Regions from separate parts of the Homo sapiens genome. Here region 2 is linked to region 1. The links are chromatin contacts, found by Hi-C in ENCODE. All regions are on one chromosome and are shown on one strand. Each heading gives the region's core, a stretch centred on a gene start or an enhancer-like site at or near the end of the contact. The rest is flanking DNA. Distances are from core to core; before and after follow the strand shown. Region 1 holds the start of CCDC91 (coiled-coil domain containing 91). Region 2 holds the start of FAR2-AS1 (FAR2 antisense RNA 1).

Region 1 (5,425 bases), core at 1,297-3,796:
TACTGTATGATTCCATTTACATAACATACCAGAAAAGACAAAGCTATAGACAGGGACAGAGAACAGATCAGTGGTTGCTAGGACCTATGAGTGAGGGGAGGAAACTTTAGAATGATGGGAATATTATTTGTCTGGATTGTGGCAGTGGTTCCATTATATGCATTTGTCAGACTTTATACAGCAATATAATAAAAATTACTTTTTTACTTATAAATCATACCTCAATAAAACTTGATTTTTTTTAAAAAAAGCAACATATGCCCTTTTTAAAAATATGCATCAGTTTAAATGAGCTAAACCAAACTTACTGGGTATGGGAATAGGGCAGGGAGGAACAGTAAGGAGACCAAAAATCCTTAAAATACTGGAAATCTAAAATATTAATTTATCGTTAGTAAATAAGAAACAGATATACATAAACACCAAGAGTTAATCCAAAGAGAGATGCCTTTTTCAATTAAGTTCTCATTGTTTGGACAGAAAATAAGAAAATTTGATAAACTTTCAAGGAAGATTAAAAATCACAAGGAACAGGTTGACAAAGGAGTGCTGTAATTATGACCTACAGTTTGGGAACAACTTATCTAAAACATTCCCCTTCCATTTTACTTAATGGAACCAGTCTTATCCACCCATCCACTCTACTCCACTCCCACTCCGTCTTCTACTATCTTCATTCATAACAATCATATGTAATGCATACATCTGACACATATAGATAAGAGTACAACATAAAATGCCTATTACACCAAATTCCTGTTTGTCCATTTAAGCTCCAGACAAGCTCATTTTTAAACGTCTTTTTTCTCTATTTTAATGCCACCCAAAACCAAAGTGATGTCCCTCTGGAATGATTTTCTGCAGTTTCTTTTGTGTGTTATTAAGTACTAAGATGATCAAAATAAACAAAAATGTCTCAGAAGTTTTGAGTGGATCACTCCAATAAGAAGCTACATTTTTCCATTTAATAAAAGTTAAGAGGTAAGTTGTAACTTTCATCACTTTGTTTTCTTTATGTTTATTCCATTGGGCTTATACTGTTGCTAGGAAACCAGTTCATAAGATTTCCCAGCCCACAGAACACCCTCCTAGGCAGCCTGGAGGATACCAAACTTCGTAACCAGGGCAATTCTCTACCACACAGTTTACTGGTTAGCCAACACCATGCAGGTGCACTCTGCCTGGCATGACCCTTACTACATTTACCTAATAGGTACAGACAGTATAACCAATCCCCTCAACGCAATAGAAATTGTAGCAGAGGGCAATCAGGTGATCATTAAGTGTAGAACTCTCCGACAGCAGGGAACACAACAGCGAATTTGTTGTCAGTCCCTGTCACCCCACCCAACTAAATATTGTGGGGGGGGGAAGGGTTGCCTTAAATTGTGAAGTAAAATGTCAGCCCACTCCAATAACTCCACCACGCAACATGCAAACTGCTTCCAAAAACCATCATCCAACTCCCACCCGGATTAATATTTGGAGAGAAAGGTGGCATCAGTATCCGCACAGCTGAGAGGGGAGGGAAGGAAAGAGTCAGAATTCATAAGGGGCCGCTGAGTCACCTAAAATTGTGGCCAAGACTTTACCCTCCAGGAAATCGAGCTCTGCCCCAACTCTCATCAAGGAAGCAAGTGAGAGTAGCAGCAGCAACATCATCCTACCAAAAAAACACCAGCGCAGCTTTTAATAGAGTTCCACTCCTTAAAGTGAAGCCAAAAATAGGTTTCATGTCCAAAGCTTTCCTCCGCAGTAGGCGACACGCGCAGATGGAGAAAATATCTTTATTGTTGGGAAAGGGAGGCGTGCTAACGGGGACGAAGGATACCTCACCACTTGGCAAAGTTACTGGCTCCTGCCTTGACCCTGAAATGCCACTTTTATTGCAACATGTGGCCCAAGAAACTCTAAGGAAATGTGGCTGGCAGACGCTGTAGAGCTTTTACCCCAATGTACTTGGCAAAGTAAAAGGGGATACATAAACCAGGCGCGTTCTGTGTAATCTAAGCAAGAATCAAGGTCTCCGTTCGGTAGGCGCTTCGGTGACACAATAATCACGTGTTCGTGGGCGTAGACTTTCGAAAACACTCGATTCTGGGACGTGCAGATACCGGTACCCACCGGCGAGCGCAGGAACGAGTGGGCACTCCCACCCCCGGGAGCTGGCTCCGTTCCCGCAGGAGGTTGGTCACGCCCCCTGACTCCTGGTCGCTGCGACAGCCAAGGGCGAGGCCGCAGCAGGCGGGCTGCAGGCGGCGGAAGCTCGTCCGCGCTCCTCCCCCGGTGGGGCGCTCTCCGCTCGCCTCGCGCGGCCCCGACCCCAAGACCCAGGCCCCGGAAGGCGAGCGTTCACTTACCTGCTCCCCTCTCTCGCTCTCCGCTGCCGCCGCTGCGCCGCTCACCCACGCTGCCCGGTGAGCCACCCCCAGCACACAGACCCCTACGCGTACACCCGAGGCACGGCCCCAGGCCCTTGAGGGGAGACCGCGGCCCAGCCACACAGGTTGGGGTAGCCCACGCACCACCCGGCTTCGAACACCTCTGCCCCCGGAAGTTGATTTCCGCCAAGGCCCGCCCAACACAGCGCCCGTCACTCAACGTAAACACGCGCGTCACGTGGCCCCAGGCCGAGGCCCGGGTCGGGGCCCCATGTTCAGAGCCCTGCCACCCCAGCTTGAGCGTGGTCTTTGGAGCGTTGCCCTGTGAAAAGGGGTGACTTTGCCATGCTCCTTCCCAGTCTACCTCCTGTTAGTTACAGTTTCTCATTCCTCTTGAGTAGCAGGCCCTGTTTCTCCACCTAATCCCTGCAAGTAAACCGTCCCCCAAATCAAAATGAGTTCCATCTGGAACTTTGTAGGATTGGTCCTAAGAAGATCCCGCCGAATCTCTTCACCACTTCCTAGCAGAGCACAGTAAAACCGGGGACTAAGCAAAGTGGCTGACATGTAGTAAGTGCTCAAGAAATGGATGTTGACTAGATGCTACCTCTCATCTTTGCCTGTCTGAACTCTCAAGCACCGGATGCAAGTAGACTGAGAGCCTCCGCCAACCAGTAAGATGACTTTGGTCAAAGAATTCTGCTCTAGAGTTACTTTTGTTCTTGTCTTCAACTCCAGATCACAGCAATTCATACGTGCCATCTCTGTTGCAGAGTTTTCTTGCAAAGCCTTTCTTAAAAGCTTTCTGTCAAATAGCTTGTCCTGAAGCAATAGGAAAAGAATAGCGTAATTCACAGATTATTTATTTGAAAGGAAGGAATGATTATATAGATGTCTTTGTCCATTTCAGACTGTCAATAGCGATGAGAGAAACAGTCAACTAGCAGTCCACTCGTGAATGTTTCTTCTGTTTTTGCCATGGAAGGATTTTGAAGAACATTCATTCAACAAATTTTTATTGATTGTATACCACATACCTAGTCCTGGGCCAAGTTTTGACAATTCAAGAGTGAGCAAGGTAACACTCAAGATATTTGTCTTCAAGAAGCTTACAGTCTAGTGAGAAAGAAAGACACTAACCTGGGGACTTTGAGCATAAATCTCTGGAATATTCACATTCCTTGTATAACAAGTATTCTTTCATCCTTGGACACTGGGTTTCTCATCTGTTGAACAAAATTGGCTTAAACCTGTAATCTCTGTTCTGTACTGGAAGTGGAAAATATTAGCAAGGCATCCTGACAAGTCTGCCATAAGTGCTGGCCTAAGTAGTTAATGAGCAGTTTCAGTATTGAGCAAGTCACCTTGACTACATTCTTTTTCCAGCCCACCCCCTTCTTTATGCATACAAAAAACATTTCTATTGTAAGAAATGTAATGCTTTCTTACACATATTTTTTTATCTGTCTACTAGACTACCAAGTCAAGGACCACTTCTCACTTGTATATCCAGCAATCTACTCACTTCTCATTTGTCTTTGTGTATCCAGCAGTCTAGCAAAGTGTCTAGTAGTTAGAAAAAAGGTATTCATAAATATTTCTTAAACTTAGTAAGGTTACCTTTATATTATTTTGTCTCTCATATCTCTTTCTGCTGGAAACCAGATTAGTTTCTGGGAGTTCCTTCCCATTGATGTACTTACATGTTCACTCTGTCCCGATATTCAATACTAAACTGTATTCCATACTAAACAGATTTATAATAAGTAACTAATATTTATTATTAATATTTGCTATGTGCCTGGCATTAGATTAAATATTTTAAATCCCATATATAACTTACCACAATAATTTTACAAAGTAGGTATATTAATATATTTACACTTTAGATGAGGTTACAGATTTAGGAAGTGTAAATTGACCAAGTGGATTTAAAGCCAGATCTGCCCAACAGAAGGGCTTGTTTATTCACTATAGCACATCACTTTGCTTTTTATATCACTTATTTATCAGTGAATTCAAATCCTACCAACTCCATGAAATCTTTCTTCCTTCCCCACAGTAATCTTTTTCTTTATAAACAATTCAGTGATTTTAGTATATTCACAGAGTTATGCATGCTTTACCACATTCGATTTTAGAGTATTTTCACAGCCCCAAAAAGAAACCCCATACCCTTTGGCCCCAACTTCTCCCTCCTCTCCCCAGCCCTAGGCAACCAGTAATCCACTTTCCGTCTGTATGCATTTGTCTATCTTGAACATTTCATATAAATGGAATCATGCAATGTGTGGTCTTTTGTGACTGGCTTCTTTCACTTAACATGTTTTCAAAGTCCCTTCATCGGTTGGGTTGTTTCAGCTTTTTGAATATTATGAATAATGCTCCTGTTGACATTCATGTACAAGTTTTCGTGTCAACATATGTTCTCATTTCTCTTGGATATATACCTAAGAGTGGAATTGCGGGGTCATATGGTAACTCTATGTTTAACCCCTTGTGGAACTACCACACTGTTTTCCAAAGTGGCTGTACCATTTTACTTTCTCACCAGCAATGTATGAGGGCTCTAATTTCTCTATTGTGCCTTTTCTTGTCTCTCTAGAACATGTGCCTCTCTTACTTTTCAGAATACTTTTTCCATGAGCCATCTTCAATTATTATTCTTTGTTGTACATGTATCTGCAAGCCCATTTTCCTAATAGTTTGTGACCTTCTGAGATGAAAAACATGGTGCCTGCCCTTAAGAGAATCACATCTAGAAAAATATACAATCAAATCAGATATTACAGTGATAATAAACACTGAAATAAAGGTTATTGCTAAAAGGTGGAGAAAGAACACCTCACTCAGCCTAGGTTAAACAGGAAGTACTTCTCATAGAATGTATCAAAGCTCAGGATTAGTCCTGAAGAATCTATTGGAATTGACCAAGCTAAGGAAAGACATGAGTATGCTCCAGAAAAAGGAACATATACCTTTGTATATATTTCCTTGTCTATGAACTGTGGAGGTAAGTATATTTTGCAGGTAAGCATACCATA
Region 2 (5,469 bases), core at 784-3,283, 1.1 Mb before region 1:
GAAAACAATGATTGATTCATTTTACCACATAAAAATTTTAAACATCTTTAGTATTAATAGGGATTATTATATTCTAAGCACTCATATTAAACTATATAAAATAGGTTACGATTACTGTGCCCATTTTACAGAATAGGAAGTTAGGATTTAGAGAGATGAAGTAATTTAGGGCTCTAATGGCTAAATTGGTGAAGCCAGGATTTAAATCCTATAAGCCTGACTCCAAACTCCATGTTCCTAAGCCCTGCATTATATGTATCTTCACTCATATTACAAAAAGCTTTATAGTCAAAGCTAAAAAGAAACAGACCTGGAGAAAATATATGAAATATGTATTCACACACACATGTTCCCATACATTAATAAGGACAACCCAATAGGAAAATAGGGAGCAGAAGCAGGCAGCACACAGAGGGGAAAACTTAAATGTCCAATAAATGAATGAAAGTCCAGCCCCTCCAGCAATCATGAATGCAAATCAAAAAAACAAAAAGATGTCATTCCTTATGAGTTTGACAATTCAGAAGTTGATTTTTACAAAGTATTCTTACCCCCATTAAGAGGGTAAGACATACTGTTTTGTACCCCTTGGCCGGGCGCGGTGGCTCATGCCTGTAATCCCAGCACTTTGGGAGGCCGAGGCGGGTGACTTGCTTGAGGTCAGGAGTTCGAGACCAGCCTGGTCAAGATCGTGAAACCCCATCTCTGCTAAAAATACAAAAATTAGCCAGGCACAGTGGCGGGCGCCTGTAATCCCAGCTACTCGAGAGGCTGAGGCAGGAGAATCGCTTGAACCCAGGAGGCAGAGGTTGCAGTGCGCTGAGATCTCGCCACTGCACTCTAGCCTAGGTGACAAAGCAAGACTCCATCTCAAAAAAAAAAGAAAAAAGAAAAAGAAAAAAAAAAGACTTTTGTACCCTTCATACACTGTTGTGGTAGTGCCAATTGACAGTCTCTTCCTTAGGGAGGGTCACCTGGCACTAGTCACAAACTCCACATACTCTTCAATCCAGCAGTCTCCCTCCTCAGCATCCTCTCCTGACACAGGCACATTCTACAAAGAGGCATGCACACTGATATTCATTGCCCTATTTGCAGTAGAAAAAAAAGACAACACCGGGCAGAATGACTTAGATTTTCATGGAAAATTAGTGGAAAAAGTTGTAAAATATGTACAATTGATTTATATACACACATACCCCCCTACTGCAAAGCAAACTATGTACGTCCATATATGGATGTAAAAGCATAGGAGAGTATACACAAGCACACCTGGAGCAGGAAAGGGTCTAGAAGGATTTCAGCTTTTTCTGCCATAAAGATTATTGCTAAAATACATACCACACAACAAACCAACCCATTTCCCACAAATATTACTGTTTGACTTCTCACAAGATACATATAGATTTTTATTGTGTCTCTTCCTTCTGTGTTTCTCTTTTTTCCTAACTGAACTTTGTTCTTTATGCAGGCCCTCTTCCAATCCTGATATATTTTAAAACCTTTAGCATTTCTGCCTACAATATTTGGGTTTTCTTCTTTTCCTGTCTTTATTTAATAAGCCCCATACAAATATTTTCCCCATAATCACAATGTTTCCTTTTCACCTTGCTCAAGAACTGAGTTATGAGCTCCAAATGAGGTCTTTAAAAATTTAGATAAACTCTACATTGGCTAAGTTTTAGTCATTTGCACTGCTAATAAAGATGACAAACACGCTGAAGAAGACTTCCTCCCTTATAAAGGGGCTAGCACAGAAGGCAATACTGTTCATACTTCTGATTCTTGATCACGAGAATTGCCTTAGGCAATTATAACAATGACTCCTCTGACACATAATATTATTCAAGCGAGACAGATAAAGGCGTATGTCCTGTGTCACACAGCTAGGTGGTGACAGCTGCCTTAGCATCAGCACACTGTGTTCCCTCTAATTTCTTCACTCATCTCTAGGTGGCAGTAAATCTGGTTCCGAATACTGACTTTGAGACTCGGCTTTCTCCACATCCTTCCTGTCACTTCCTTTGAGACTAATTCAGATTCTTTCCTTAGCTTCTATTTCCCCATTTGTAAAATTGGGATGATGAGGACATCTTCCTTGGGTAGCTGTGACAATGAAAATGGGATCATCATGCATCAGCCTTAGCCCCACGAGTGCCACAGTAAACTCTCAGTAAGTGAGGTTGTCATCATTATTGTATATTTAAGATTATCTACCTATTCAGAAAACCCTAGTGACAGAGTCTCAATTGCTTTTCTTTTCGCATGAATGATTACTTGCTGAATTCATCAACCTCTTTAACATTTACCTTCCTTTATTGTGCTGGAACATTTTTAATGTCTTTTGTGGCTTCTCACTATGACTGCTTTGTTCAAAACTTATACAGGTCGAGTATCCTTTATGTGAAATACTTGGGCCAGAAGTGTTTTGGGTTTTGATTGTTTTCAGATTTTGGAATATTTGCATATATGTAATGAGCTATCTTGGGGATGGGACCCATGTCTAAACACAAAATTCATTTCTGTTTCATACACACTTAGCCATATACACAGAGCCTGAAGGTAATCTTACATAATATTTTAAATAATTTTATGTATGAAACAGTTTTGAATGTCTTTTGACTGTGACCCATCACATGAGGTAAGGTATGTGGAATTTTCCACTTGTGGCATCATGTCAGCACTCAAAACGTTTTGGATTTTGGAGAATTTCAGATTTTGGATTTTCAGATTAGGTGTGTTCAATCTGTATATATGGGTAAGATTCAGTTGTCTCCTTTAATCCTCGGCTGAAGGAAGCACTAAAGATTTTGGGGCCTTAATCTCCCATGCAGTGACACTCTCAAAGCCATTGACTCAGCTTCTCACCTGGGCTTCCTTCCAGTGAGCCGCAGATAGCAGTCATAGATAATGGCAGGGGCCCGGTGGCTGACCGCATTCCAGTACTGTGATGTGAAGCTGTTGCTGGTAAAATTAGCATTTGGCCTCCTGAAAGGTCTCTCAAATGGGATTTTTTCAAAGGTTGCCAAGACTTGGACTCCTGGGGAAAAAAGAAAGTAAGTGCTAGAGGAGAAAAGGAGAATATAAGTCCATCATAGTGGAAAGCATTTGTAATGGGTCAAAACAATAAAGACGAAGGATTTGCTGTGTAGAGTCAAGAATCAATTTCTGAGAACAATATAAAGATTTTTGTGCTGGGCAAATGGTTATCTGCAAACTGAAACAGTGTGAATGGGTTAATAATTGGATTCTTTAGTTGAAGCATTTACTGTAAAACAAACTATTGGGGAAACACTTGTCAATACAAGGAGGTACTGTTCAGAAAAACATGAATCTGCCTTTAATTCTAAGGTCATCCAGTCTATTCTGAAAGCCCCAAGACAGAGGCGAGAGACCTTATTTCCCTGGCTGGACCATTACTTTCAGAACCATTTAGAAAGTTTCTTAACATTTTATTTGAATCTTTATTAAAGGTTTAAGTAAAAGATTGTAAAGATTCTCAAGGCAAGATTTCTTTGTGTTAGTCTACTTCAAATACTTCTCTGGGAATATGTTAGACTCAATTGTCCACTCTGGTATCCAGAGTTTTATTCATAATAGTATTTTTCTTTTTATATTATTACTTAGATTAAGCTTAAGAACTTTTTATGTACATTTGTGAATTCAGTAGTTGTTTCCAAAAGATATTCATTTGAATTCAATTTTATTTAATGTATGTAGGTTTTTTTTCAAAGCATATGCCTAAGCTCATTATTCAATTATGATGATATCACTTATTATGGTAATATGATTATTGCCCTCCTTAAAAAAATACCAGCTAAAATCTGTCTGAAAATATAAATCCTATACAAAGAAGAGTCTCAAGAATCACCTGGTTCATAGGCATTTATTGAAACATTTGTGGCATTATTAAAACATTTGGTTCTGATAGCGTAAGAGATTCTGATCTCAACACTGACATTCTGATGTATATATCCATATACCTGTTCAACATTTCCATCTGGATGTGTAATAGACATTCACATTTAACAGCTCTAAAATTGGCCTCCTGATACTCCCACTACCAACCACCCCCTTCCCAATGCATACACAAACTTGCTTCTTCACTAATCTTCTACCTCTAACCAAATGGTAATTCAGTTTTTTTAGTAGTTCAGCCAAAAACTTTGGGGTCATCCTTGATTCTTCTCTTTAACAACCCACACACAATTCAACAAAATCTATCAGCCTTCTGTTTGAAAAATACCCAGAATCATAATTTCCACCTTCTGTGTCTCTGATCCAAACCACTACTGTAGCCTGGAGTGTTGCAGTACTGTCCTAAATGGTCTCTGCCACTACCCTTGTACTCCTACAGTCTGACCTCCATGTGGCAGCCGGAGTGATTCTTGTAAAATGTAACTCAGAATATATTACAGATACTTCTCCATTCAGAGCCCTTCAGTGGAATCTCATCTCATTTGGAGGCAAAGCCATGGTCTGGAAGGCTTTGCACACTCTGCATCCTCACTCTCTCTGCCCACCACTCTGACTTTATCTCCTACCATCCTCCCCCTCAGTGCTTCTGCTGCAGCCATACTGGCCTCCTTGCTGTCCTTGAATATGATTAAAGAGCTGTAGCACTTATTGTTTCTTCAACTTGGAATATCTCCTCCACATGTCCCTCTGATTTGCCCCCTCACTTCTTTCAGGTCTCTGCTAAGATGACACCTTATCAGGGAGACTTTCCTTGGCCATCACATATAAAATAGCAGCCTTCCCACATCACTATTTACTTCTTTAGTCTGTTTTATTTTTTTGCAGTCTCTCAACCATATCTGATGTATATTTCTCCTTTTTAAGATTTAAGTACCATAACAAAATTTTGTCTGTTTTGTTTCAACCTATATAGTACCTTGAAAGTGGCTGGCAGGTAATCAGTGCCCAATAAATATTTTTTGAGTAAATGAATGAATAAATAGCTCAGCAACATACAATTACTTTCCATTTCCTAAATCCATACCAATCCTTCTTTTAGTCATTACAAATACATTTATTTAGCATTTAACACTTGCTAGGCATTGTGGTAGGTGCTGAGGTAAAAAAATAATAATAATATATATGATATATTCCCTGTCTTTAAGGAATTGGCAATTTGGTGGGAGGTGTGGACAGTTTATGATTGCAATATTTTGCCTGAGTATTCTGCTAGAGATCAGTGCAGAGTATTCTGCTCTGGAGGAAGACAAAAGAAGCCTCTAGCTCTGTCTGGGTGCCAGGAAGGGGAGGGGTGAGGCTGGGTTAGGAAAGGCTTTCTGAGAAAGCTGTCCAAATGGTAATAGCAAGCGTTTACTGAAATGTTCACCGTTCTAATCACTGTGCTAAGCACTTTATCTCATTAAATCCTCCCAAGAGCTCCCTGGAATAGAATAATTATTATTCTCATTGACAGATAAAAAAAAAAAAAAAGATCTACAGGGAGAAACTGAG

Evidence for each region. A loop is a pair of places that touch in the nucleus more often than their neighbours do. Pooled maps may share reads with other maps.
Region 2: a loop to region 1 is called in a pooled map, with 5 times the contacts of the local background. The contact joins the promoter of FAR2-AS1 here to the promoter of CCDC91 in region 1. A Hi-C loop is called at or near these places in 7 of 50 pooled maps.

The regions. Positions count from the first base shown.
Region 1 is chr12:28,187,577-28,193,001 of GRCh38, reverse strand. It overlaps CCDC91 (coiled-coil domain containing 91), which reads right to left and starts at 2,546. Exons shown (of 13, transcript NM_018318.5): 1 at 2,361-2,546. It overlaps LOC729291 (a long non-coding RNA gene), which reads left to right and starts at 2,264. Exons shown (of 1, transcript NR_148936.1): 1 at 2,264-5,425. RefSeq lists silencers at 1,092-1,386, 2,070-2,499, 2,530-2,579.
Region 2 is chr12:29,314,412-29,319,880 of GRCh38, reverse strand. FAR2-AS1 (FAR2 antisense RNA 1) reads left to right here and starts at 2,033. Exons shown (of 7, transcript NR_103860.1): 1 at 2,033-2,173. FAR2 (fatty acyl-CoA reductase 2) reads right to left here. Exons shown (of 12, transcript NM_001271783.2): 9 at 2,869-3,040.